5 separate regions of the Homo sapiens genome follow, and all the other regions are linked to region 1. A link is an interaction called in ENCODE POLR2A ChIA-PET data of the cell type or tissue named here. Cell type or tissue: MCF 10A. All regions are shown on one strand. Region 1 has its middle 11 kb from the start of CALML5. Region 2 has its middle 3.7 kb from the start of LINC02677. Region 3 overlaps LOC107984199 (a long non-coding RNA gene). Region 4 overlaps LOC107984199 (a long non-coding RNA gene). Region 5 has its middle 11 kb from the start of LASTR.

What was found. Peaks named below come from ENCODE experiments on the same cell type or tissue, not always from the same donor. Only the 100,000 strongest peaks of a DNase experiment are listed, where the experiment ranks them.
Region 2: POLR2A ChIA-PET joins it to region 1 with 20 read pairs; 4 of 35 experiments call an interaction of 5 or more read pairs at or near these places.
Region 3: POLR2A ChIA-PET joins it to region 1 with 10 read pairs; 3 of 35 experiments call an interaction of 5 or more read pairs at or near these places.
Region 4: POLR2A ChIA-PET joins it to region 1 with 19 read pairs; 3 of 35 experiments call an interaction of 5 or more read pairs at or near these places.
Region 5: POLR2A ChIA-PET joins it to region 1 with 31 read pairs; 2 of 35 experiments call an interaction of 5 or more read pairs at or near these places.

Annotation. Positions count from the first base shown.
Region 1 is chr10:5,486,475-5,490,474 of GRCh38, forward strand. No RefSeq gene overlaps it. Among named protein-coding and RNA genes, the nearest start is that of CALML5, 11 kb to the right of the region's middle. In MCF 10A, no CTCF peak of the experiment used is centred here; DNase peaks (open chromatin) are centred at 1,957 and 2,457.
Region 2 is chr10:5,612,464-5,616,463 of GRCh38, forward strand. No RefSeq gene overlaps it. Among named protein-coding and RNA genes, the nearest start is that of LINC02677, 3.7 kb to the right of the region's middle. In MCF 10A, no CTCF peak of the experiment used is centred here; a DNase peak (open chromatin) is centred at 1,758.
Region 3 is chr10:5,627,848-5,631,847 of GRCh38, forward strand. All of the region lies in intron 1 of LOC107984199 (a long non-coding RNA gene), which reads right to left. It also overlaps the pseudogene RN7SL445P. Among named protein-coding and RNA genes, the nearest start is that of LINC02677, 12 kb to the left of the region's middle. In MCF 10A, a CTCF peak has its summit at 2,174 (motif pointing right); a DNase peak (open chromatin) is centred at 2,184.
Region 4 is chr10:5,620,945-5,624,944 of GRCh38, forward strand. It overlaps LOC107984199 (a long non-coding RNA gene), which reads right to left. Exons shown (of 2, transcript XR_001747344.2): 2 at 3,453-3,881. Among named protein-coding and RNA genes, the nearest start is that of LINC02677, 4.7 kb to the left of the region's middle. In MCF 10A, a CTCF peak has its summit at 2,391 (motif pointing left); a DNase peak (open chromatin) is centred at 2,357.
Region 5 is chr10:5,583,063-5,587,062 of GRCh38, forward strand. No RefSeq gene overlaps it. Among named protein-coding and RNA genes, the nearest start is that of LASTR, 11 kb to the right of the region's middle. RefSeq lists enhancers at 342-870, 1,477-2,676. In MCF 10A, no CTCF peak of the experiment used is centred here; DNase peaks (open chromatin) are centred at 719 and 2,039.

The DNA of each region.
Region 1 (4,000 bases):
TGGGGGCAGCGTCTTTCCTCTTCCTCTTCTCCTCTTCACAATGTCTGACAGTCCACACATCCAAGAGGGAAGGAGAGGGTTTCCAAGATACCTCAGACTCTGTGTGGATTCAGATTCTGCCTTGAAGCTGGTGGAGCTGGAGATTAGGAAGGGCCTGGGCCTGCAGGCGGAGGAGAGGCAGCTGTCCCTGCTGACTCCCCTCTCCCTGACCCTCCCCTCCTGGTCAGCACCTTCCTGGCTTGAGAGGAGTCCAGGACTTTCCTTTTCTCCAAATTCTGGAGACAGGCAGGCCCCAGGGTTAGAAGCAGCACCTTCTACCCTGTTCCGATCACAGCCTGAGTCTTGGACAAGGGCTCCTCCGGCTCTCAGTGGCTCCAGGATTCTGAGAACTCTGACATGCTTCCACCATCTGACAGGCAAGAGGCCAGATGGGCCTGGTTGGCCCACCCTCCCGATGGTACCAGCAGTAACTCTGACCCGGCAGGGTGTGGACACGGCTCAGCCTGGTGGGGCTGGAGTCTCTCCCGTCCCCTGCTCACTCCCCTCCCACCTCGTCCAGAACTGCTCAAGGCCCCGGGGTTACTAAGTCAGGCCCTGTCCCTCCAACGCCTTCCTCTCTGCTTCCCCTCCCCACGTCCCTTCCTTTCTCTGCTGACTGCCTCCACCTTCCCTCCTGTCCTAATCAGCTCAGGCTTAGGTGGCCGAATCTGCCTCCTACAGGGCCCATCTCCCTTGCCCTCCTTCATACCACACATCACTGCCAGCATAAGCTTCCTAAAGCACAATTTGGCCGCACGTCCCCACAGGTTAAAAACCTTCCGTGAGTCTCCATCTGATCTTCTGGGGAAGAAATAGCACTAATCTTGGTGACATTATGCAAAACACTTCTGCGGCCCCACAGACGCTGTTCTTAGCACTTTCTCCACATCCCCCACCCCCCACCCTCCTCACAACCACGTTGAGGCGGGTCTCACTGTTACCCCCAGCTACAGTTGAGGAGACTGAGGCAGAGAGAGCCACTGACTTGCCCAAGGCCATATCACCAGGCTTCACTGGGACTTGAAAAGGATCCAGACTCCTTCAGCAAACCATCAGGCTGTCTGCGACGGCATTCGGACCTCTCCCTTACCTCCCAGGCAGCGCGGGCTCCCCAAAAGACACTGACGCTCCCACTTCCAAACCGTCACTCATGCAGTTTCCTCACCAAGAACGCCCCACCCCTGTTGAAATCTGCCCCCGCCTCAGTGCCACTTCCTGGAAGTCTGTCCCCTTCTCTGAGCACCTCCTCGAATGGGAATCCACTGACGAGGGACCTGACCCACTGTCTTTGCATGGCCATTTATGTTACATCTCCTGGGCCCAGAGGCCGGCGCAGCGTCTCCCTCCAAGTCCCTGCAGACTCACAGTAAGGAGAAGCACCCAAGGAAACACTTGTAGAATAGTGAGTGAGTGAATGAAAGTCACCAACACCTCCTCCATGAAGCCACGACCACAAGGCTCCCGGTGCAGGAAAATACTGTTCATCAAAAGCACTGAGATTTGTTTTTGTTTGTTTTGTTTTTGTTTTTGTTTGAGACGGAGTCTTGCTCTGCCGCCCAGGCTGGAGTACAGTGGTGCGATCTCGGCTCACTGCAAGCTCCGCCTCCCAGGTTTAAGCAATTCAACTGCCTCAGCCTCCTGAGTCGTTTGGATTATAGGTGCCTGCCACCACGCCTTAATTTTTGTATTTTTAGTGAAGATGGGGTTTCACCATGTTGGCCAGGTTAGTCTCGAACTCCTGGCCTCAAGTGATCCACCTACCTCGGGTTTCCAAAGTGCTGGGATTCCAGTTGTGAGTCACCGTGCCCGGTCCAAAACACTGAGATTTGACTTCTTCCTAGGCCAAAGGTCATCTGGGCAGCAAGGCAGGAGCTCCCGGATCAGGAAAGTGCAGGCACACCATGTCTCTGAGTGGTGGGGTGGGGACAGAGGCTGGCAGGCCACCAACAGGGCAGCATCTGCTCCCAACCAAGGTGACTCAGACCTCGCCTTGTCCAACCTGCAGGCCTCCCAACAGTGGGGCTCTATAAGGCTGGCGTTCGCCTCCAGGGTTCTCCCCGACACTGGATGCCAACCTGCCCAGGGGCAGAAGGGAGGTTGGGCGTGGGGAGTGCCGGGTACAGTCAGAGTTGCCAGGACAGTTTGGAGCAGTGCCTCTTAATCTTGGCCGCACAGCACCTGGGAGCTTTAAATAGACCCCCACGCCTGGGCGCCCCCACCGCTGACCCACCAGGGCTCAGTGCAGGGGGATGGCTCACACGGCACATTCTCCAGAAGCTCCTGGGGTAGCTTCCAGGTGCAGCCGGGGTTGGGAATCGCTGGCTTATGCAACCCAGCAGAGAGGCGGGAAAGGCAGAGCTGAGATCGGGTGGGGCCACCTGTGGTGGGGAAAGAGATGAGCTCACACCTGGAGATGGTAAACAGTGCAAAAGCAAGAAGAAGCTTACAGAAGGAGTCGTTGGGCCTTTGCCCCAGCTGCAGCCACGTGAGAGGGAAGCCAGGGGAGGAGCAAGGTGCAGGCATCTGTGGGCTGGGCAGGGCCTGACTGCACTGGGCCCAGGCTGGGAAGGCCTCACCTGCTTCTCCAGCGGGAACGGAGGGCGACCTGCGCAGCCTAGGCACTGCGGCCGTGGTTCACATGCAAAAACTAAAAGCTGGACTCATTTCCAGAGAAACTGAGATAGAATACTCTACCTAAATTGTTTCTGGAACACATGATCACCATACCTGTTGGGAATCTGTTCTTGATGAGTTTTGTTGTTGTTGTTTTTATAAAAGGGGGACCCACTGTGGAGAGAGAAACAATGGCTTGAACTCTTAAAAGCTGGTCTTAGAGGTCTGGAGTCCACATCTTTGACTACCTGGCAGGGTGACATGCCTTTGATTCTCCCTATGTTTGGACCAAGAGGGGATGAGTTGGGATTTTGTGATCATACGAGGACTATTTTCATGGTTCTTGGACAACAAAAAGAGAGAACAAGACAGGAGTCCTCTCTCTGCAGTTGCATTTCTGACTCTTCCTCTTGTTGCAGAGTACAACTCTGTGAAGATTTCCTTTAATCCCATCAGCACTACGGAAGCCATCTCCCCCATGCTGGAGATGAGGCCTCCCGGGCAAAGGAGCCTGCCAGGTCGTGCCATCACAGTGCATGTGGAGGGTTTCATGCAGAATCCAACACACTTGAGGAGCCTGTCATCTAGTTTAAGCATTGATGGGCTTTATTTCACTATTCAGGGTTCTGAGGATGGAGAATAGGCCTTGTCCACTAGGAATGACGTAAGAGGTGCACTCTGGAAGGAACTGTACAAATAGGGAGAGATCACCTTCAGCCATTTGCTTGGAAAAGAGGTGCAGAGGAACCCCCTCTGCGCCAGGCCCGGCTGTGGAAAGCTTCCAAAAGCAGGAGGCATTTGATGTGGAACTTAACAGAAGGATTGGGTCACCAGGCCTACCAGGATGGATATAAACTAGGATTTAAAAGATCCAGGGGGCAATCCAATGAAGAAAATGTATTATTTCGTATATGAAATTTGAAACATGTATTTGGATCAGAAGTAGAGTAATTCAATCTACCGACAAATCAATCTACTGAAGAACCTCTTGGAAGATTTGGGGGAAGTTTTGCTTTACTTGAAATTAGTTTTGGTTTCCCCAATGCTGTCCCACCCAAGTCAACTCCAGTAGCTTCATGAGTGCAGTTCTCCCCTGCTGAATGTCAGTTTCATGTGTGATTCATATTTCAGACTCCAAGCACTTACCAAATACTTAAACCACTTGCAAAATATCCATTTGATTGAGCCAGTGAATAAATCAGTGAATTGAAAGAAGTACTAAAGCAATAGATTTAAGTTGAAATTCTATTAGGGGAAAGAAAGCTGCCAATCTCTAAAATCCTGGACGTTGAAGACGTGTCCAATGGCTGAATCTTGAAATGAACCAGAAGCTCTCTTTCTCCAAAAC
Region 2 (4,000 bases), 130 kb after region 1:
ATGTTTTCCTGCCCCTTATTCATCATTCACTGGACATTCTGAGCACCCATCTTGGCTAGATTTCAAGGCACTGAGGATTCAAAAGGAGAGTCAGGCATTGCCCCTGCCCTCAAGGTGAAAGCTGGAGCTCAGCTGGGAGAAAAGAACCTGCCTTCAAGTGACATCAAAAGTTGCAGGGGTGGCCAGGCATGGCGGTTCATGCCTGTAAATCCCAGCACCTTGGGAGGCAAGGCGGGAGGATCAGTTGAGCCCAAGAATTCAGGAGCAGCCTGGACAACATGGCAAAACCTTGTCTTTAGAAAAAAATACAAAACAAAAACAAACCAAAAAAATAAAGCCAGGCACGGTGGCACACGCCTGTAGTCTCAGCTACTTGGGAGGCTCAGGTGGGAGGATCACCTGAGCCCAGGAGATCAAGGCTGCAGTGAGCCGAGATCACACCACTGCACTCCAGCCTAGGCTACAGAGTGAGACCCTATCTCAAAAAAAAAAAAAAGAAAGAAAGAAAAGAAAGCTGCAGGGGAGGGTTCAGGGAAGCTGTGTAGAAGCTGAGTCCCTGTCCACTTCTTTTGCCTGTGAGCAGTCTGAAGACTTGGCCGATTGAGGGAAATCTTTACTGCTTTGGGTCTTACTTGGAAACCCGAAGGCTTAGCTGGGTATGAGGCTGCAGCAGTCCTGGTTCTGCTATCTTAAAAGTATGTCTGTGGGCCAGGCATGGTGGCTCACACCTGTAATCCCAGCACTTTGGGAGGCCGACGTGGGCAGATCACCTGAGGTCAGAAGTTTGAGACCCGCCTGGACAACATGGTAAAACGCCGTCTCTACTAAAAATACAAAAATTAGCCCAGCATGGTGGTGTGTGCCTGTAGTCCCAGCTACTTGGGAGGCTGAGGCAGGAGAATTGCCTGAACCCGGGAGGCAGAGGTTTCAGTGAGCCGAGATTGTGCCACTGCACTCCAGCCTGGACAGAGCAAGACTCTGTCTCCAAAAAAAAAAAAAAAAAAAAAAAAATGGCTCTGTTTCATGACCTGGGCCTACCCCACCCTCCACCGGGAAAAGTTCTTCAGCACTAGGCCCCATGGGAGACGGACTCCGAAGTCCCCTCCAGTTCTCTGCTATACTCACCTTCTCCTCCCTGCAAGCAAACAGAAGGAAAGATGCACGTTTCCAAGGGCGGGCAGAGGTCTCCAGTCCCCTCCCCGACCACACGGTTTCCTCCTCCGCAGCCCTACTCCAGTGAACCCCGGGCTCTGTGTGACATCAAAGGCTGGGGTGAGAGAAGTGCTACCCCCTGCTCCCCAGCCTAAGCGCCTGGATGGGGGACTAGGGGCCAGAGGGGGACGCAGGTCCCAGCTCCCATCTGTGCCAGGGCACAAGGCACTCCTTCCCCTAGGCAGGAAGCATTTGCTCCCCTAAGCAGGTCTTTCTTCCAGAAGCCTTGCTTATCACAGGCAAATTCACCCACCCTGAAGCTGCAGGCCATAGTGGGGGCAGGGAGGAGATTTATATGGCCTTCTAGCTAAAGCTTGGGACCACTCTGTGGAAGGTTTTTCAGGAAATCAAGGTCTGCCAGGAACCAGGAACCTGGTTGCGTTTAGCTGTGCACACTGGCCTTGACGGTCATGGAACAGTCCAGAAATGCACCACCCTGATCCACCCTAGGGCCAGTATTTTGGTTAGGTGTGTTTTGCACCATCTCATCAGTAACCCTGTGGTTTCCAAATGCCTCCTCCCTGCCCCTGTTCCACTAGGGCCCTCTGCCTGGGGCCAAAATAAACACTGGGAATTGGAACAGAGGAGGACTTTTCCAAGGGAGCGGCCACTGCCTCTTTTTCTCCACAGAGCCACCACCTGCATTTTAGCTGCTCACGCCAGCTGAGCTAAGGGCCAGCTCCAGCTCCTGGCTGCTAAGATTCCTCCAGTTTCCTTAGATTGTCAGCCTGGGACATGCCAATGTGTTTCATCTATCTCAAACCACAGAGCGCCATAATGAACAGACACATGGAGAAACTGGTGTCTTTCCCCCACCATCCCAAATGTGGGTCTCTCCGCCCACCAGCCTGGGAAACAAGGGAAAATGATTAACAGACACTCTAATTAGGGCATGGTTGAGCCTGTGGGGATCAAGGATGGGCTTTGGTTTCCTTGGGGAAGAATGTTGCTTTCACTATGCTGGATAAAGTGCTGGAATTTCACAGATCTCAGATTTCATAACCAAAGCTGGGATTCATTCCATGCTTTCCTGAAGTAACCAAACTCAAGCTATAGAATCTTAACCAAGTTAACAGATACATCCCATCCTTACCAATATTTGGAAGGGACCCTAATTAGCAATTCATTGTCATTCTTCTTGGTTGTGGTGTTTTAGCCATTTCTTCTTTTCTTTTTTTTCTCTTTTTTTCTTTTTTTTTTTTTTGTGATGGAGTCTTGCTCTGTCGCCCAGGCTGGAGTGCAGTGATGCAATCTCGGCTCACTGCAACCTCTGCCTCCCGCTTCAAGCAATTCTCCTGCCTCAGCCTCCTGGGTAGCTGGGAATACTGGCACACGCCACCACGCCCTGCTAATTTTTGTATTTTTAGTAGAGACAGGGTTTCACCATGTTGGTCAGGCGGGTCTCGAACTCCTGACCTCAGGCAATCCGTCTGCCTCGGCCTCCCAAAGTGCTGGGATTACAGGCATGAGCCACCGTGCCTGGCCCTTCCTTCCTTCCTTCTTTCCTTCCTTCTTTCCTTCCTTTCATTGTTAGCCCAAATGTCCATTTTGTTTCCCAAAGTATTCAGATAGAGTAAGTTACTAAACCATTTGGTCACTTTTTCTGTTTGTCATTCAATGACCACAGTCAGCAGGTTAAAGCCAGGCTCTAACTTAAACACAGAGGCTACTTCAATAGGCCTGTTTTTCTCAGAAACATGAACATCTTCACTGAAAAGCCGTAGTTAGGTTCCTGTACACGTCACGTTGTATTGACACAGGAGGATGTGTAAACCTAGCCCAAAGCTTTAGGAAGAAGCAGCTCTCAGGGAGGATGCTGGAAAGCGCCCAGGGAAAGCACACCATGACCGCAGCAGGCACCCACAGACCCAGCATCAGAGCGCAGCTCTGTGAATGGTAATTTATTCCACGGTGACTGCAGGCCAGGCCTGTGCTGAGCAAGTTTATATTTTATTTCATTCTCCCAACAGCCTCTGAAATATTTTTATCTCCATATCCAAACCCATGCATTCACAGGCCCAGCCCCATCCAGCCTGGCCTCTCTGGTGTCCAGGCTTGGACTCTTAACCCCTGGGGTCCTGGGTTTGTCATCTGACTCCCGGACTCAGGGACTGCTGATGAGCTTCTTTTCTTCCAGGGTTTCAGCCTCCTTGTTTTGCAGTGGGTATCATGGTCAGCCATTCACCCAGGGAACGTCCATGGCCCGTGCCTGGCACCGCACTTAGGTAGCCAATGGGCCATGCTCTGAGCAGACTCCGGGTTGTTACAGAGATTAAGTGAGCTGATGTCCAGGGGTCACTCAGCACAGTGCCTGCCCATAGCTGGCACCCTGGATGGCAGCTAGCACGGCAGCTCCACAAAGCCTTCCGGGACCCCTAGACTCTCTTCTTCTGCACCAACTCCAGGACTTCATTTAGCCCCTATCATAAGCACAACTCTGCCCCTGCTTGCTAAGGCCCAGCTCTGACGCACCTTGTGTCAATGGTCAGTGTCTGGCAAAGGGCTTGTGGCAGAGAAGAGGCTCCAACATGTGGGTGGTCGGCTCCCCGAGTGCCGCCGATGCCCTGAGTGCCGTCCACCCCCCGGAGTGCCGCCCGCCTCGCTGAGTGCCGCCCATCCCCCTGAGTGCCACCCACCCCGCCGAGTGCCGCCCACCCAGCCGAGTGCCGTCCACCCCCCCGAGTGCCGCCCACCCCCCGAGTGCCGCCCACCCAGCCGAGTGCCGTCCACCCCCCCGAGTGCCGCCCACCCCCCGAGTGCCGCCCACCCCCCGAGTGCCGCCCACCCC
Region 3 (4,000 bases), 140 kb after region 1:
TTATTTTCTCACGGTCCTGGAAGCTGGAAGTCCAAGGTCAAAGTGCTGGTGTGGTTGGGTTCTGGTGAGGGCTGTTGTCCTGGCGTGCAGACAGCCACTTTCTCACTGTGTCCTCCCGTAGCTTTTTCTGTCTGAGACAGAGATCTCTGGTGTCTTTTTCCTTTTGTTATAAGAACACCAGTTTTTTTGAAGAGAACAGTCCCACCTTTATGATTTCCTTTAACCTTACTCACCCCCTTAAAGGCCCTACCTCCAAATATAATCACATTGGAAGTTAGGGCTTCAAAATATGAATTTGGAGGAGGCCTAATTAAGTCTGTAGCAGGCATTCCCAGCAATGCATCAAAAAACAAAAACAACAAAAAAAAAACACGGAAGGTTGGAAAGAGAATGCAGTGAGGAAAGGGTCGGAAAGGGAGGGGCTGTGGCCAGGACGGGTGTCAGAGAGAACTGCCAAAGAGATTCGAAAACCAGGGACCCAGATCATCCTCCGGGCCACTCCCAAATCAAGGGAAGAGGCTGGACGGGTCCAGGGTCGTCTCCTTCTTTTCTGTGTCAGATCTCCTTGATTCTACACTAACTCCAGGCATCTTTCTTCCTGTCCTATCCAGTCCTCACCATAGACTCATTCTGGAAAGCGGGGAGGGATGGCAGGAGAGGGAGCAGAAAGAGAAACTATTACGCTGTAGGTCCCGGAGAACACTGCTCTCCCTGGGTCTGGGAGCTTAGGGACTTTCTGCCACACCCCACGCCTCACAAGACTGAAAGAGTTTCATCAGGGTCTGAGCTCTGGGATTTGGAAACACTCATGGAAAACAGAGCAGAGCCTGAGTTTTGCGGAGAATCCCTGCCTTCTCCTAAAATACTCCTGGAGGAGGCAGCATCAGAATGCATGCTTGAGACGCACCACAGGATCTGCTTCCCCAAATCCTCAAACACACAGGACAGATGCCTCCTGGTCCCCATCATAACCCATCAATCACGCCCCAAAGCCGCCTGAGCCCTCACCTCCCGACTCTCCGAAAGCTGCCAACAATTACTGCTGAGCCAGCAATGCATAATAGTCTCCTTTCTGCCTTCCCGTCTCTTTCTGTCTTTTGTTCCCTGCCTGGAAATCTATATAGCATGAAAGGAGCTGTTGAGGTGTGTGTGGTTTTTTTTTTACCAAGAATCGGAAAATTTGAGTCATCTTTTTACAAAGTTAGACTGCGAAGGTTGTAGTCCTCTCTAAGGATTTAATAATGAAGTGAAGAGACCAGAGGTGACCAGAAACAAGTATGAGAGGAAACGAGAAGCCGTTATTCATGGATTTCCTGCAGTGTGCTCAGCACAGTACTACTCTAGGAGTTGGAGGATTTTTTTTTAAAGTGGTGGTGCTAGGGGCTGAGTGGTGCTACTTACTGTCTATTCTTCTGTTCTTCCTCAGTAAGAGAAACCTTATATTGCTTGGGATGGCACTGTGCCCAAAGTAAAACAAACACATCAAAAAAAAATACACAAGGCTTGCTTGGCTGGCAGACACTCCTTTTGCCAAGCTCTTTCCATTTTCTTCCTGCCTGGAAGATAGACATGATGACCAGAGCTGTAGCAGCCATCTTGGGACCATGAGGGTCCCATGGTCAAAAGATCAAAAAAACTGCAAAAGCTTTGGCTGTGGTATACATGAGGGCTGTCAAACTACAGCCCATGAGTCAAATCTGGCCCACTACTTGTTTTAGTAAATAGTTTTGTTGGAACACAGTCATGCTCATTTATTTGTCTGGAGCTAATTTTGCCCTGTCTATGACAAAGGGGAGTGGTTGTAACCGAGACCACTTGGCCCACAATGCTAAAAATATTGACTATCAGAAAAAAAAAATTATAAACCTCTGCTCTAAACCACAGGCAGTAACTGCCTATCTCCAGACTTATTATGTAAAAAAAAAAAAAAAAAAAAAAAAAAAAAAAAATCCTCTTGTGTTTGACATGAGGTTTCTTGTGTTTAACATAACGTTTCTGTTACTCACAGACTAATAGATATAATACTGTTTACACTCGAGGCACTCAGAGTTTACACAGCTGTGGAAGCAGAACATGGCAACGTTTAGAAAATTAAGAAAAAAGACACATTCCAAATCATCGCCAACCAGCAGAACATAGCCCTACACAACCCCAAGCAGCAATATTCACGGCGTCCTCTAGGTGGAGCTCTGCAGTGCACAGCCTGGGCAGCTGGAGGCAGCAGCCCTGTATCTCTGGCTTCATCCTGCAGCCAATTAATTCAACCAGTATATGGGGATTATCTCTGTGTCAGACACTGTGGAAAGTGAATACAACATGGCCCCTGGTCTTTAGAAGCTTATAGGATAAAAGAAATATACCAAGTAGCCGTATGGTATGGACTAACTTGTGTCCCTCACCCAAATTCATATGTGGACGCCCTACCCCTCAATGTGACTGTATTTGGAGTTGGGGCCTTCGAGGGTGTAATTAAGGTTACATGAGGTCATAAGACTGAGGCCCTAAACCAAATAGGTCTGGTTCCTTATAAGAAGAGGAAGAGACACCCAGGATGCGCACACGCGGAGGAGAGACCGCGTGAAGACACCATGAGAAAGAAGGTGGTTTGTACATCAAGGAGAGAGGCCTCAGGGGAAACCAAACCTGCTGACAGTTTGATCTTGGATTTCCAGCCTCTAGAACTTGGGGAAAATGTATTTCTATTGTTTAAGGCCCCCAATCTGTGGTCTTTTGTTATGGCAGCCATAGCCAAGTAACACACAATTTAAATAGACCACATGGTGGCTCGAGGTCAGTGCTCCAGAGATTCAAATGTCACATAGCAAATAGCATCATTCCAAGGCCTGGAGGATAAAGACATGACAGCCCCTGTGTCCGCTGAGACAACCAACCATTGCTGCTCCACACACCTTCAGCAAGCACTGCTCAGGCTGGGGCACCTGATGCTGAGATCTCCCTTGATAGGTGTTCTATTTGAAGAGAAAAGATTGTGTCCCAGCTATTGAACGCCCACCCAGGCTTCATCCACCTGGGCACCCAGTCCGGTCCAGTCCATCTCTGCACTGGCAGGCACGGCCTGGCTTTCACATTCCTCTCTCACCGCCTCTCCCAACTCCATATCTGGCCTCCAGCTCTGCCAGCTGCCTGTTTACACCACACGCCACAATCTGATCAATTTTCCAGAACATGTGTGTTTCGGTTCATATCATTCCTTGACTGGAGATACAGAGCTCAGATTCCCTTTCTCCATGATGCATTTTTTAAAAACAACGAATTCTCAAGCACTGTTTTCCTCTTGTGTGGCATTCACTCCATTCTGGCTTCTGTTGAGACGATGTTGATAAAGCTGATGCATCTTTTATCCTCTCCTAAATGGGAGGGTCTTAAAGGGAAGCCAAGATCTTTGCATTTCCCTTCCCGAGACTCAGTTCAGAGCCATGTATTAGACATTCAACACGTGCCCATTAAATAATAGATCAATGATAGATCAATAGATGGATGATAGCTCAAGAGACAGATATATTGATTGATTGATGATAGATATATAAACAGATGATCAATGATAGATCAATAGATAATAAACAGATAAATAGATGATTGATGGACAGATAGATAGCCAGTGGCTGACACCTGTAATACCAGCTACTCAGGAGGCTGAGGCAGGAGGATTGCTTGAGTCCAGAAGTTCCAAGCTGTGGTACACTACACAGATCAGGGGTCCACACTAAGTTTGGCATCCATATGGTGACCTCGCAGGATCAAGGGACTGCCAGGTTGCCTAGGGAGGGGTGAACCAGCCCAGATTGGAAATGGAGCAAGTCTAAACACCCATAATGATCAGTAGCGGGATCACTCCCGTGAATAGCCACTGCACTCCAGCCTGGGCAAGATAGTGAGGCCCTGTCTCTAAAAAAAAATTGAAAGATGATAGATAATAGATAATCAATGGATGGATAGATAAATGAATAGATAGATGACTGATGGATGGATAGGTAGATAG
Region 4 (4,000 bases), 130 kb after region 1:
AGGAGGGAAAACACCCATTGATGAAAATGATTCATTCCCTCGATACATTTCTACAAAACGAACCCGGAGCAGGACCCAGAACTCTGCGTTCATCCGTCAGCACCCAGCTAACTCCTCCACACCCCTGTTCGGGGCCGGATGGCAAGACACCAAGATGGTTAAATTTAAGAGAAGTCACAGGATGGTGGAGACAGTTTAAATAACAAGCACCTGGGGAAGCGGTTCATTGCCGGGTCCGGACGAAGCCGCGTGGGAGCCGGGGGTGCAGGGTTATGGTTGTGGGACAAATTAGTGGACTTTCTACTTCAGGCACAGTTCTCCTGGCTTTTTTTCTCCCCAGACTCAACTGTCCCTCCAGGCCTCAGCAGCAGGACAGTGGAAGGTTCGAGGTTCCGGGTGATGGAATCACCTGGCCCCCTGTAGGCAGCCCCCTTCCTCTGAGACAGCCCCCAGCCAGAACTTCCTCAGCCAGTGTGGGGGATGGAGGTAGAAAACAAAGTTTACATGGACTCCCCTCTCACCCCACAAAGAATGCTCCCAGACAAGCTAGGGTCCATTGAAAGGACAGGGCTGGCTGGGTGCGGTGGCTCACGCCTGTAACCCCAGCACTCTGGGAGGCTGAGGCAGGAGGATTACTTGATCTCAGGAGTTCAAGACCAGCCTGGACAACATGGCGAAACCCCGTCTCTCCAAAGTATACAAAAATTAGCCAGGCATGGTGGTGTGTACCTGTAGTGCCAGCTACTTGGGAGGCTGAGGCACGAGAAGTGCTTGAACCCAAGAGGCGAAGGTTGCAGTGAGCTGAGATCATGCCACTGCATTCCAGCCTAGGTGACAAAATGAGACTGTCTCAAAAACAAAAATAAAAAATGAAATGACAGGGCCAACAACACACAAAGAGAGAATCTGAGAGGAAAGGTGACTTGCCTCACGTCACCCAGCCAAGGTAATGGCCAAGCAGGTATCAGAAACTGGCCGTGCCATGAAACATGAGCTTCTGCTACCCGAAAAATAGCAGGGTTCATTCCCCTGTCAAGCAACAATGACTCTCTGTGAGAATGCAAGTTTTGATCCATGAGTTTATTACTTGGCTCCAATAAGGAGGGCACTGGGCATATTCTCAAAGCAGTGTCTCTCCAAGGGAAAGTGACAGGAGGGTATTATGGGGCAATGGAGAGGGCAGAGGGTGCATCGTCGCATGTAGAGCAGGGGTCTCTGTGGCACAGGACCCTGTCATCATGCCAGCACATGGGTTGCATGTTATGGTCCTGAAGCTGCAGCTTTTCCAGGGTAGAGACTTAGCATTGTCATGAGGAAAGTTCACTGGGATTCACGTCTAAGTTGCCAGGGTCTTTCAGGAGCTGGTTCTGACCAACAGGGTGGCCTCATTCCACCCAGGGTTGGGAAGAGTAGGCTGCAGGGCAGGAGGCTGTAACCCAGGCTGATGGCTCAACTGGATTAAATTCCTCCGGTCCCTGGATGTGGTGGCGCACACCTGTGGTCCCAGCTGTACTCAGGAGGCTGAGATGGGAGGATCACTTGAACCCAGGAGGTCAAGGCTGCAGTGAGCTGTGATCACACTACTGCACTCCAGCCTGGGCAACAGAGCTAGACCCTGTCTCAAAAAAAAAAAAAAAAATCCTATGGTGGTCCCTGGAGACCCTCCTTGTCTCCTTACACTTCAGCCCTGGTGCATTTTCTGCAGAATTAAGATCTGAGTCAGTCAAAGGGTATAACATTTTAGCTATGCAGGATGAGTAAGTTATTTGAGATCTAATGTATGGCATCATGAGTACAGTTAATAATACTGTATCCTGGGAATTTGCTAAAAGATTTTATCTTAAGTGTTCTCACCACACACACAGAAATACTGTCGCTACGTGAGCTGATGGGTTTGTTCATTAGTTTGACTGATAATCATTTCGGTCTATACATATATCAAAGCATCATGTACACCTTAAATATATACAATTTTTATTTGTTAATTATACCTCAATAAAGCTGAAAAAGTCTTTTTAAATTAATTTTAATTTTAGAAGAATTGAGAGCATAAAGTGACCTTTGAGACCTTTCGCAGGCACCCTGCGTGTTTCAGGTAAGAAGTCCGAGGCCCGGGGTGTGACACCCCCAGGCCACCAGCTCTGAACGACCTGTAATCAGGGTGGCCCAGCTCCACCCAGCCCGTGGCTCCCTGGGACTGAGTTGCCTTCAATGCCTCCAGGGCTGGGGATTACTGATGGTGGCAGGGAGCAGGGGCCTTCTAGATGACACCCTCCTGGGCCCAGGCCACAGTCAGCTTGGCGAGGCCCAAGGCTTCTCCCGCGGCTCCTCCCACGGCCCAGATGGGACGCAGGCCGATCTAGGCTGTCCCGCTCGTGCCCCCGTGTGGCCAAACGCTAAACACCAGGAGGGTGCAAATGGACCTGGGCAGCTTTTGAGCCTGCTGCACCTGTCACCCGCAGGTCAGGGCCAATGGAGTTCAGGACGTCTGCGCACCAACGACTCAGACCACAAACCTGTGCCTGAGCAGTGGCTGGCAAATATTTAGGGGTGAACCTGCAGCTCATTCATGAAAACTAAGAACATGCAGAGGACCCCGAGCTTCAAGCAGCTTAATGGTGACACTAAAAAGCTCACCTCAGCCTGGGCAACATAGGGAGACCCTGTCTCTGCAAAAAATTAAAAAATCAGCCGTGCATGGTGGTGTGTACCTGTAGTCCCAGCCCAGCTCCTCTGGAGGCTGAGGCATGAAAATTGCTTAAGCATGAGAAATCAAGGCTGCAGTGAGCCAAGATCACGCCACTGCACTCCAGCCTGGGTGACAGAGTGAGACCCTGTCTCAAAAAAGTTAAAAAGCTAACCTCAACAATCTCCCCTTTTGTTCTGATCTTCAGCAGTTACAGGATCCCAGAAGGATCACTTCCCCAAAGCAGCCCCTTTCGGCCCAGCCCCATGGCTAAATTCCCACTCATTATAAAGGGTAGGACACTCGGGGTGACTTATCCTCCAGTGTCTGGAGCCCACAATATTTTAGGGACCCAAGAAAACGTTCTTACTTCCACTCTTATTAATTAATTAATGTATTTATTTATTCTGAGACAGAGTCTCGCTCTATCGCCCAGGCTGGAGTGCACTGGCTTGATCTCAGCTCACTGCAACCTCTGCCTCCTGGGTTCAAGCGATTCTCCTGCCTCAGCCTCCCGAGTAGCTGGGACCACAGGCGCCCGCCACCACGCCCAGCTAATTTTTTTGTATTTTTTAGTAGAGACGAGGTTTCACCATGTTAGCCGGGATGGTCTCGATCTCTTGACCTCGTGATCCACCCACCTCAGCCTCCCAAAGTGTTGGGATTACAGGCGTGAGCCACCACGCCCAGCCCCCACTTCTTTTCAAGTCAAATTTTAATATAATAATAATATACAGTTATGAATCCAGCCTAGATTACATTCATATTTGTACCAACAGTCCTCAAATCGCATTTTTATTTTCTTTATAGAGAAAGAGGTCCCGGAAAGGAAAAGAGCCCCGACCAGGCCCCCTGTTCCTATGCAGCCCCAGGACTCTGTGCCTCTGAAAGCTCTCACTTATAAAGGTAAAATCCATTTCCAAAGACGAGGAGCACCGTGGGCCCATTCTCGCTTGCTTTCTCTGAGACAGCACAGATCTGAGGGGGTGTCCAGGACAGTGAAGCCATCAAAGAGCGCGTGACAGGAAGGGGGATGCTTGGCCTGGAGTGGGCAGAGGAAGACAACACGGGCTACGCGGGCGTCTCCACCTCCGCAGAAGCAGTGAGAAGAAAGGAGCAGTCAGGCACAGCTGGGTTCGTCTTCCCGGGAATGTGATCTGGAGGAAACGGTTTAACCTCCCAGACCTCCCCACATCTGTAAAGCAGAGAAGACAGCAGCACTTGCCCGATGCGGCCATCTCGAAGGCTCGCCACCCGCGGGAGGCACCGGAAACGGAACTGCCAGGACCCTTTTCTCAAGATGGCGCCCAAGGT
Region 5 (4,000 bases), 97 kb after region 1:
TCTAGACAGGCTGAATTCACCACCTTTGCCCATTGGCCGCTTAGGTGCTGAGGCCGCAGGATCTGCCAGCACAGGACCATCAGTTCCCTCCCGTGCCTTATTTACATTTCATTTTATTATTTTTTTAAATTTTATTTTAGAGACATGGGGACTTGTGTCGCGCAGGCTGGAGTGCGGTGGCACAATCACAGCTCACTGCAGCCTCCACCTCCTGAGCTCAAGAGAGCCTCCCACCTCAGCCTCCTGAGTAGCTAGATTACAGGCACGTGTCACCACCCCTGGCTAATTTTCTTTTAATCTTTTGAGGCTGATGTTCTGGTACGTGGGAAAGGAGAGGGAAAGGGGCTGCAGAAGAGAATGAGAGAAAGGGAGGAAGGAATTGAAGACATTCAAGTGTGAGTGGGGAAATGCATAAAAGAGAAAAGGCTACGCAGGGCCAAGTGGACCCCTGAAAACACAGACACAGAGCAGGCACATGCTGGTGGTGCATGGCAGGGCGCTGTGCTGGGGGCTGTCCCGGCCTGGAGAGGGGCAGAGGGATTGCAGTTGACATGTCAACAATCGCTCCTGAATGGCAAGCCCGAGCCCTCCCCTCCACTCCTTCACTCCTGAAGTCCGGTCAAGAGGCTCCAGGCTCTTTTTTGTTACCTTTTTCCGCACCACTGGTTGCCCTGGCAACAGCCGCAGCTGGCCCGTCTCCCAAATCACAAGCTGTAATGAGAATCTCAGGCAGGTTTGTTCTGCTCTGCTGGCTCGCAGACAATAGGTGGAACGCTGGCCCACAGCTGTGGTTTCAGAACCTGTCCCCGAGGATGCCCCGCAAGTAAGGGGAGGGAACAGGGTCTGGGAGGAAAGGTGAGAAAGGGCTCAGCTAAGAGAGAAGGCAGCGGAGGAAACAGGAATGTCCTGGAACTTCCCTACCACCACCTCTGGGACAAACCGGCTGGATGGGAGTGCACAGTGGATGGATCCATAGCTGAATACACAGCAGCACCTAAAGGAAGTGTCTGCCCAGCCCCCAGCCTGCGCCTGCGCCTCCACTGTTCTCACCCAGCGGCTTCAGTGAAAACACGCTGTCCAGATCCACAAATGACCCAAAGCTTCCAGGGAGAGCAAATGTGCTGCAGGCGACAGAGCTGGTATTCATAAAAGAGACCATATTCGATTGGAACAGTGGGCGGAAACTAATAATTTTGAGAAAGATATAGGAAAAGTTGGCTGAACAGAAATTGTCTCGAGAGGCCGGGCGCGGTAGCTCAGGCCTGTAATCCTAGCACTTTGGAAGGCTGAGGCAGGTGGATCACTTGAGGTTAGGAGTTTGAAACCAGCCTGACCGACATGGTAGAACCCCGTCTGTACTAAAAATACAAAAACAAATGGCCAGGCATGGTGGCGGGCACCTGTAATCCCAGCTACTTGGGAGGCTGAGGCAGGAGAATTGTTTGAACCCAGGAGGTGGAGGTTGCAGTGAGCCAAGATCACGCCACTTCACTCCAGCCAGAGCGAGACTCCGTCTCAAAAAAAAAAAAAGAAAAGAAAAAAGAAATTGTCTCGAGAGTCCAAATCACTCGCAAGCTCAGTGCACATCAACAGGGACGCAGCAGCTTAGAACACAGACGCAAGCGGGAGGCACGTGTGCCAGTGTGTCACTGCAGCCCATTCTTTGCCTGGTGGCTGAGCACCCCTCAGGTAAAGTGTATGGGGTCTTAGAAGTCAAGTTGGTGGATGCAGTTTGAATTCAGCTTCCAGTATTTAAAATGTTTGTAATTGTATAAATCAGAGGCTGTGTAATGTTGGGGTCAAAAGCAGGAATGCTGGAGCCAAACTAACTGGGTGTGAATCCCAGTGTTTATAAGCTGTGTATCCTTGAGGAAGTTACTTCACCTCTCTGAGTGTCAGTTGCCTCATCTATACAATGGAGGCAATAGCACTGCCTCCCTCCTAGGGTTTCAGTGAGAATTGAGTCAGTGACTCTAGGTAAAACACTCAGAAGAATGCCGGCACACCGAAAGTGCAAATTCTGGTTGCTAATGGTATTAGTGACTCAGCTGTTGCTTTCAAAAGGTTGATGAGTTGTTTTTGCCTGGAGGGCCCTGGACTCGGAATGCCTGGCCACCCTCAATACTCTCGAACCTAAACTCCTAGTCACCCTTGTATGGTCAGGCTGTGTCTGGCCACTCCCGACAGGAGGTGAGTAAGAGGGACCAATGACCCTCTCCCCAGAGCAGCCCGAGGCCACATGCACCAGCCCATGGTGCTCCTATGGCCCTTGGAGAGCCCCACTAAGGAAGGGCTGTCCCTCTGCTGGCTGGTCCGTGGGGACCCAGTATTCTGAGGACTCACAGCTGCTGAGGAAACACACTTCCACTACCAGCTTCACACCCAGCACGTGCGGGAGCCGTGGAAAGCCACCACCCTTGTCTCCCTTCCTTAGCTAGGAACCCTCTCTTCTTCTTCACTGGGTCTTGGGAAGACTGGAGAGGGCTTTACCCCCTGAGAATGGAACATTGTATAATCATCTACTTGTTCAGAGGAGAGAAATCCTACTCCAGCTCAATCTCTAGAAGAGATTTCTGTAGGCAGCCCAGCACTTCAGCTCAGACGCCATCGCACGCTGGGACCTTAGCCAAATCCTCTTGTTCTTAATTTCTCCCCATCAACACGAGAGTGTTGATTTCAGGGGAGCCTGGAAACTTCTCCATCCACCCAGACTTGTTGGAGAGGCGACTTGCACAGTGCTTTGCAGAAACACAGGTCTCTGTTTTCAGGAGTTGCTCTCGGGAAGGTGAAGCTGTGATCTTTGAAAGCTTTGTAAAGTTCCCTGCATTTCAGAATCACATTCTTTCCCATTTGCCTTTCCCACAAACCCAAAACAGATTTGGAGCAATGGAAACCATGCTTAGAAAAAAAAACCCTCATGATGGAAAACTGCCAAACCTCATCTTCAAAACTAAATGTGGTCTCATCCCAGTTGTCAAGGCCCAATTTTGTATTTTACTCTTGTATTATTTATTTTGCAAACACTGCAGGTGTGTGACGCCAGATGCTGTTCTAAGAGCTTTGCAAACAGTGACTCATTTCATCCTTATAACAACTCCATAAAGGAGACACTGTTGTTATCTTCATCCTCATTTTTGGAGGGGTAAACTGAGGCATGGTACATGACCCATAAGTAACTAGGGATTTAGACCAGGCAGCAAACTCCAGAGTCCATGGTCTTAACCCACAGTGCTGCCTTTCACTCTGCCATGCTTGCTTGCCTTTTCCATGTAGACTAGAATCTTCTAGAAAGCAGAGATAGTGTCTTCATAAAACATCTGTGAAAGGAAAATACATTTTGGGACCCTAAAATCGCTAATCCAAAGGGAAAAGTCAAGCTGGGAACTGCATCAGGCAAACCTGCCTCCTATTTTATTCGTAAATAAGATCACTACACAGACAAAAATTTACATACCTTGCTCACAATTTACCCACAAGGAAATTCCTCGTGGACAAAGAACAGATGGAACTCAAAGTCATCCCTCTGTTCATATGAGACCAGTGTATATGTGATGGTTTCCTCTGCTCTATTGTCTATGTAAAAACGCAGATTCACTGAGCCAGACTGAGGCATCAGTGATTGTTCCCCTACCCCTCTCTCACATGTAAATTGTGTATTCAGTGAAAGGCTAATTTGAGTTAATCAGAAACTCAAAAGAATGCAACTGTTTGTCTCTTATCTACCTATAACCTGGGAGCCCCCACTTTGAGTTGCCCCACCTTTCTGGACCAAACCAATGTACATCTCACACATATTGATTGATGTCTCATGTCTCCCTAAAATGTATAAAACCAAGCTGAGTCCCAAACACCTTGGGCACCTGTTGTCAGGACCTCCTGAGGCTGTGTCACGGGCATGTCCTTAACCTTGGCAAAATGAACTTTCGAAATGGATTGAGACCTGTCTCAGATACTTTTGGGTTCACACATCTTACAGTGAGTCCTGCAGGCCCCTGACAAA